Linked DNA regions of Mus musculus: all the other regions are linked to region 2. The links are chromatin loops, found by intact Hi-C in ENCODE. Cell type or tissue: left cerebral cortex. All regions are shown on one strand.

Region 1 (2,500 bases), 140 kb after region 2:
GGGCATTCTATCACGGACATTTTAGCAACTTAGCTTTCAAGAGAACGTATAATGTCAAAACGCAACCCTTTGCTCTTTTAACCATTAACTTTCCCCATAATCAATTGTTCCAGCTACTGCATCACATGGAGAACTTTAAAAACAAAAGTATCTTAGCTGAACAGTTTATACAAAACAGAACCTTCACAGTTCTGGAAACTGGGGGCATCTAGCAAATTCACTGGCTGCTGTCATGATAGCTTCTGTCTACCTGTGTCTCATATGATGGACAGAAGAGCGAGCTAGCTTTTTGAGAGAGCATTTACTCTTTCTTTCTTTCCTTCCCTCCCTCAATCCCTCTCCCCTCTCTTCCCTTCTCTGTCCCCTCCTTCCTCCTCTCCTTTGTGAGTCAGGGTCTCTCTTTGTAGTACATGCTTGCCTGGAGTTGACTGTGTAGCCCAATCTGTCCTTGAACTCAACAGATCCTACAGCTTCAGCCTCTGGAATGCTGAGGTTACAGATGTGAACCCCTGCGCTTGGCACTGGGGATCCCTTCATATAGGGTACCCATTCAATCTAGAGAGCTCTATCCTGAGGACCTAGTTTACCATCTAAAAGCTTCTACCTCCTAGTACTGTCACCTCAGGTTAAGATTTCAACATAATGAATTGGGGAGTGTAGACACCCAGGTGATTGAAAGGGACTGTTCTCTTTCTATGGATTTCCTGTCCACCGCCCTCCCAAGCTATTATTGCCATCCTCTGCATGTTCTTGATGTGCTGAAATGTTTTAAACAACCACTCTTTTCAAAATGCACCCTCTATTACCTTGTAGTAGAACGGGGATAGGATGTGTGAATCTGCTCTGTGTCCCGGATTCCCATTTGACACTGCTCATTTGCCAACCCCTTCTTCCTCTGACTCTTTTGAGGAGAAAGAGGATGGCCATCACGAACAGCTCCTACCTTCCCATTTCAAATTCCAAAGACTGGATTTGGAGCAACCCAGACTGTCGTGCAGACGATAGCTGAAGGTTGGGGCAGAGGCAGCAGTTAGTGGGAGGAGCTGGCACAGGCTGTCAGAATGCTATGGACATGAGCCAGAAACCTGGTGCCACTTTCCAAAAGGCTTAGGAGTTGCCAGGCGAGCTCAGCCATATGATTCTTCTTTTGCCCAGCAAACTAAAACCTATGTTTCCTCGGCTAGTATGGTCGGATCAAGATACTTCCTGGATCCTCAAGCTGATTTTGGTCATAGAATCATAAATGAAACATGAAGATGATGTGCCAACTGGGTAATAACAAATGTGAGTGAGTTGGCCTAGGATTCCATTCATTTGTGTCACTTTGGCAATTGTTGTGTTAGTTGGAAAAAATGCTACATGTTGGGCTCAGTTACCAAAACACTCCAAAGAAATGTAAATAATATTAGGCTCAGTGCCCCACGCTCCTTACTGACTTGTCACTTTCTTATTAGGTGGCCTTTAAAATGCCTCTGTGATAGATGAGTGAGGAAGGGGGCATTGGGAAAAATGTAGTTTAAATGTCTCTGGTAGGCTCTTGTGTCAGTTTTTCTTGCCTAATAACCAAGAAGTGAGGAGGGGGGAAGGGGAGAGAAATGGTTAGGACAGGTAAGCAAGAGACTCTGGGAAATTTGTTTTCTCTTCAAATCAATAAACAATTATGCTATGCTTTTCTGTGGGAATGTAATAGCTGACAAAAGAGAATCAATGATGAAGTTATTCTGCCTTCTGGAGGTACGATTATAATAGCAGTTGTCACTTACTGAGCGTTTTCTTTATAACCAGCAGTGTGATAGGGACTTTTCTACACCATGGGTCAGTGGATGCTTTGTTAAGATCCACATGAAAAAACTAAAAGTTTTTTTTTTTTTTCAAATCGAGAGGTAAAATCAAGGGTGTACTTATTTAAACAACAAACAAATTCCCACAGAATTCGATTGATTAAATTAAAAATATTAAGAGGTAAGTGATATTCTTTTGGGAAGGTGAGGAGGAAAGGATAAAGGGCATCTAGATTTCCTAGATGGCAAATGCTCCTCTATAAAACTCTCTTGAAGCTCAAGAGTCACAAAAGCAGGTGGTGGGCTGGCTTTGCCCCCATAGACCTTAGCTTTATTTACATATTGCCTGAGAGCAGCTGTAAAGGTCTGGTCTCACTGCTTCACTGTCCTGTAGACCCAGATTTGTTTTGTCCTGCCCTGCCAACTTAGCATATGGCCTCTTTCTTCAAAGTCACTCCACAGTCATAGTCTGACCAACCACTGCCACCACATCTGCAGTCCAGGCAACAAGAAGCAAAATGGAGGGAGATAAATCTCTCTTGGCTCACGTCTTGGAAGGAGATTTCCCCAAGTTCCATTCTACTGGCAATGCCGTTGCTTTGCTGGAACGTGGACATAGGACCATCATGTGTTAAATGAGGCTGAGGATTCAGTTGTTTGTTACAGCTGTTACTGTGCTTGGATAAGAATCCTGTACTGAAGTACAAGAGGACATGCAG
Region 2 (2,500 bases):
CCCCATTCCTCAAGCAAAGCTCGTAGAATATTCAGCTTCCTACCTTCATGTAAAATCCTTTTAGACTGGACTCCAAGCCACAGGTCAGCACAGGCTAATATGACTATCTTCCAGAGCTAACTGATATCGATATGAGTTCCAGTCTCTACAACCCCCTAAGGTAAGTGGGAATCCCATTTTATAGATGAGAAAACAGGCTCATAAAGTTGTGCCTTGCACAAGTTTTAAAATTATTAATTTGTTAGCCAGGCATGGTGCCACACATGGGAGGCAGAGGCAGGCAGATCTCTTGAGTTCAAAGCCAGCCTGGTCTACAGAGAAAGAGAGAGTCCCAGGATAGACAGGACTACACAGAGAAACCCTGTCCTGAAACCCTCATCCCCAAGTAAAAGAAAGTTATTAAGCTGTAGAGGTAAGGTTTATTTCACCAGCTTAGGCTCCTCCCAGCAGAAGTTGGAACTGATATGTTGGCAGCTCCAAGTTTCAGTGCAACTGTAGGCTATCCGTGCTATTCACAAATGTGGGAATATCCGTAGAACATCTGTAATAATCGCCAGTGAAAATGACAATATTACAGAAAATCAGTTAGAAGAAATAAACAGCGTGGCAAGGGAAGATGGCTGAGCAGGAAAGGTGCTTGCTATACAAGCTTGGAAACCTGAGTTGGGCCACTGGAATCCATGTAGGCACAGGCAAGAACTTACTCTACAGACCTGTCCTCTGATCGCCACACAATGCTGTGCTGTGTGTGCCCCATCTTCCATACACAACAAGCCAGAGTCATGAATTTTCTCCCTGCCTGTCAGGCCTTCCCCAGACTTCCCTCCAGGGACAGGGGATGTGTATCGTGAGTCTACTCTGATCACTTGAGCTTCCTTTTGCCGATTCCTCCAGGTCACCACCTGGTATTGAGTAACAGCTTGCTGTGTGCATGAGCCTTAGGGATGGTTCCACAGTTGCCCTGCCTTTGTTCATGAGAGCCTTTCCCTGGCCTTAAGGCTGAGTCATTAGGGGTGTGAGTAGTTTTGTTCTTAACAACATCCTCTGGTCTGGGATGCTCCCCAAACATTTCTTCCTTTGATTGCAAACACTGGGGGGTTCTTTTTTCTCTTTGGAGGGCAGAGGGCAGAGTTGAATAGGCCAGCATCCTCTCCTGGCAACAGTCCTAGAATTAATTCCTGGACCTGAAAAATCCAAACACCCAAACTTCCTGCAGTAATGAAAACCCACAGCAGAGGGCAGTCTCCTACATATGGCGAGGTGTCCTTGGCCCTGAGCTTATTTAATTGAAAAACCTACAGAAAAGTAATTAGCCTGGCTTCATAAGAGAGGCAAATCCCTTGCTGCCCCCCTCAGCCCACCTTTTGTTTAAAGAAGGCCATTTGTTCTTGAAGTGAAGAGTCCCCCGCGCCCTCCTTCCCTTCTTGTCCCCTGCTACAACTGTTAGGTCTAGTTTCTCTAGCTCAAAGATAGAAAGGGGTTAATTTTAGAGAAGCAACCCCTATTTGCTTTGTTCCATATGCAGAATAGGAAGGACACTGTCGCATGGTCTGTCAGATTTTCTCGGTCCCCTCTTGAGGAGGCAAGCCTGGAAGGAGGGTATGAATCCCAAACGTGTGTTTCACTCTCTCCTGCCAGGCATTCTCCCAAGGCCGTTTCATGCACTCTTTAAATAAGCCCAGATCCCCCATTAAGTGGATTTGCTTACTATTGCCAGTTCACACATGGGGAGATGGAAACCCTGAAACTGACAGGTTTGCTATGTGGTTCTCTGGGCTTTAAGTTGGTCATGTGTTTTAAAACAGGGAGTATCAGGTAAATTGCTCTTGAAACCCCTATTTCCTCTCCATTGGAGACAGAAGCTTGGAGGACAGATTTCCTAGGAAAATGGGTATGTCTGGGGGGTGGAGGTGCTGTTGTTGACAAAGAGCTTTGTTACTCTTTTCTAGTGTCCCGCCCCCCACCCCCAGCTGAGCCTATGCCTCCTCAGAAGGTTGAAGCTGGGTCAGCTTATCCATCAGGACTGTGCTGAGCCTGATCCAATTTTAGCAGTAACCTGCTTCTGCTCCCTAGGAATGTTGCAATAGGAGCTACGGTCCTGGTTCTGCAAGCCTGGCCAGCTCCCATGCGCTTCTGCTCATTCCCAGAATACAAAACACAAACTCAGGAGTGGTCCACCTTGGTTTTTTTGGAGTGTGTCTCTTGGGAACCTGGGGCTTACCAATAAGGCCAGGCTGCCTGGCAGTGAGCCCCAAGGATCTGCCTGTCTTTGTCTCTGGAGTCACAAGTACATGTTACATGCTCAGCTTTTGTATTTTATTTCATGGGCTTGGGGGATCAAACTCTTGTCTTCACGCTTACACAGCAGCCTTTGTTAGCATTCTGTCTAAACTCCACCCCACAGTTACCTGGCAACCGCCAGGTATGCCAACCTTGGTGGGCATTTTTACCAAACGGGAGTCTTATTCTCTGAGGCATCAGTCAGCCAACAGATTTGTTC
Region 3 (2,500 bases), 190 kb after region 2:
TGTGCCAGTGAAAGGCAGGTCTTCTACCTTCTTTCTTTCCTGCACTGATGCTTGGTCTCTTCTCTGCCCAGGCTGGGCCTCTGATCTGTGTTTCACCTGCAGAATGACTCCTCAGAAGTTCCAGGGTGGAACTGGTGCCACCATCTGGGTGGTTTCTGCCTCTGAGCTATGGGAAAACAGAAAATAATAGGTCTGCTTGCCTGTTTAGGCCTCTCCTTCCCCCCCCCCCCCCAGTGTGTGTGTGTGTGTGTGTGTGTGTGTGTGTGTGTGTGTGTGTCTCCATTCATCCATTGCCCTGATACCTCTTTCCCAGTGTTTTGATGCAGCCACACATAGTTGGCCTGTTTCTCCCTGCCCTCTCAGAGCCTGTCTCTTTCTTCTTCCCTTTCTTCTTCCTTTTCTTCCTTCCAGAAATATAACCCCAATGTCAGCTTTTATAAGACAATTATTAAATTAGAGCTAGTGCCCAGTATAGGAGAATGCCAGGACCAGGAATGGTAGTGGGTGGGTTGGGGAACAGGGGGAGGGGGAAGAGGTTTTCGGAGGGGAAACTAGGAAAGGGGATAACGTTTGAAATGCAAATTTAAAAAATCTAATAAAAAAATTGATACTTAAAAAAAAATTAGAGCTAGTGATTTGGTCAGTGACAGAGCACTTGCCTAGCAGGTATTTGGTTGGTCCCTGTCATCACAAAAACATGGTGGTGGAGTAGGGTAGGAATCAACAGATCCAGAGAGATGTCTGCTATATCATCCGTTTTCCCGAAACTCAGAACTGACAGTTTGTACCTCCTGGTTGATGTGATCTTTAGTATAAACATGAAAAAAAGTATACTTGTCCTGGGACGTAATATTAGTATAATGTATAATGCTTTGATAGTAGCCTGCCTCCATTGCCTTCTGAAAGCGTATGTGATCTTGGGAGAATCGCTTGACATCTCTGTGAAATTTGGCTTTTGTCATAGGAACCCTGGAAATAAATCCCTCCAAATGTTGAGATGCTGTGACTGTAGCCTCTGCCCTGTCCTGGATATTGGCCTTGATCTCCTCCTGGTGACCATGACTTTATTAGTTCTCATTCAATCTCAAACAGTGAACAGTAGGGGGCAGTAGATTTAAGACTTGTTCATCTAAAATACTGAACTGCTAAGAGGGAAAACAGCTTAGCAGAGGTGACACAGAGAGTGACAACCTCTGGTTTCTAAACCCAAGTGCCCCAGGAGTGAGAGAGGCTCTTTCTTACCCACTCACTTTTCTGTCTTGAGGCCAGACTCTTCATTCTGACATCCTCTAAGCCTGTGCTCTCTGTTTACTGCTGTCATCAAGTACGCAGAGTCGAATGCTCTGTCTCAGATAGGATTCTGAATGGCATTTAGACAATGGCTTTCTTTTGTGTGTGGTGGCCACTGATATCTTTCTTCCCTGAGTCTCTCTGTGATGTTGTTACTCAATAAACTGATGGGCCTATGAACTATAGCCCAAGAAATGGCTTATATAAGAACTCTGGCAAAAATCTGTTTTTTTGTTTGCTTGATTTTGATTGATCAAGCTCTTGATCCTTTGTTCTTGTCCCAACTTTCAAATACAACTTTTAAGCCAGTGATAGCACACACTGTTAATCCCAACACTGGGGAGGTAGAGGCAGACAGATATCTGTGAGTTCAAGGCCAGTGTGGTCTACAAATGGAGTTCTAGGACAGAGAAACCCTGTTTTATAAAACGAAAGCAACAACAACAAAACCCCACAATATTTTGGTTTTAACACCCTAATCTCCCACTTACATGTGTGTGTGCATGCTTGTGTGTATGTGTGAGAGTGAGTGTGAGTGTGTACACACTTATATGTTGAATCAAGCAAAGTAAACCATCTTTATTAGAATCTTGGTCACTTGGGTTTGGAGGCTGAGTTTTCTGTTCTCTTGGTGAATTATTTAAGTGCTTGATTAATTAGAGTCTGGAAATCAAGCATTTGCTTGTTTTGTTATTTCAGAGGAAAGAAGGAGCCAGACTACTAGAGCAGGGATATGGCTCAGGGGTAGCATTCTTGTCCAGAACTCATGAGGCCCTAGTTTCATCACTAGCACCAATGCCAAAGGGATATAAAACCAAAGGCAACTGCAAAGGAAAAGGGTGGGAAGAAAAAGTGGGGAGGGATAGGAAAGAAGATTCTCTTCTCATCTGTGCATCGAAACCAGAGGGAAGCCTTCTGAGATCTTGACTCCTTTCACTGGCCTAGCACATATTTTGCACTAAAGCACCATCCGCCTTTTGAAGGACTTTGTTGGCAAGAATGCTCTGAGTCTATCTTTGTGTGGTAGAAGACAGGGTAAGCTTCCAGCACAAGTTTAGTCCTGAAGTCTGTGAGAATCAAGTTGGCTCAACACTTCCTTTCAAATAGGAGAGCTGACACTCACAGAGCCTCAACAACATGGCTACCAGGATAACACAAATAGCACCAAAGGACATGCTAAAGTGCAGGGGAGGAATCGACCTGGCCCCAC

Evidence for each region. A loop is a pair of places that touch in the nucleus more often than their neighbours do. Peaks named below come from ENCODE experiments on the same cell type or tissue, not always from the same donor. Only the 100,000 strongest peaks of a DNase experiment are listed, where the experiment ranks them.
Region 1: it touches region 2 in a loop (4-fold over the local background); 6 of 42 quality-filtered maps call a loop at or near these places.
Region 3: it touches region 2 in a loop (3.0-fold over the local background); 12 of 42 quality-filtered maps call a loop at or near these places.

The regions. Positions count from the first base shown.
Region 1 is chr6:92,520,417-92,522,916 of GRCm38, reverse strand. All of the region lies in intron 2 of Prickle2 (prickle planar cell polarity protein 2), which reads left to right. Among named protein-coding and RNA genes, the nearest start is that of Gm38862, 120 kb to the right of the region's middle. In left cerebral cortex, no CTCF peak of the experiment used is centred here; a DNase peak (open chromatin) is centred at 1,052; H3K27ac peaks cover 1,070 bases.
Region 2 is chr6:92,664,399-92,666,898 of GRCm38, reverse strand. The region is part of intron 2 of Prickle2 (prickle planar cell polarity protein 2); the gene reads left to right. Among named protein-coding and RNA genes, the nearest start is that of Prickle2, 41 kb to the left of the region's middle. In left cerebral cortex, a CTCF peak has its summit at 1,230 (motif pointing right); DNase peaks (open chromatin) are centred at 1,221, 1,677 and 2,039; H3K27ac peaks cover 1,567 bases.
Region 3 is chr6:92,476,416-92,478,915 of GRCm38, reverse strand. All of the region lies in intron 2 of Prickle2 (prickle planar cell polarity protein 2), which reads left to right. Among named protein-coding and RNA genes, the nearest start is that of Gm38862, 73 kb to the right of the region's middle. In left cerebral cortex, CTCF peaks have their summits at 117 (motif pointing left) and 1,090 (motif pointing right); DNase peaks (open chromatin) are centred at 121, 1,075 and 2,289; H3K4me3 peaks cover 1,312 bases; H3K27ac peaks cover 124 bases.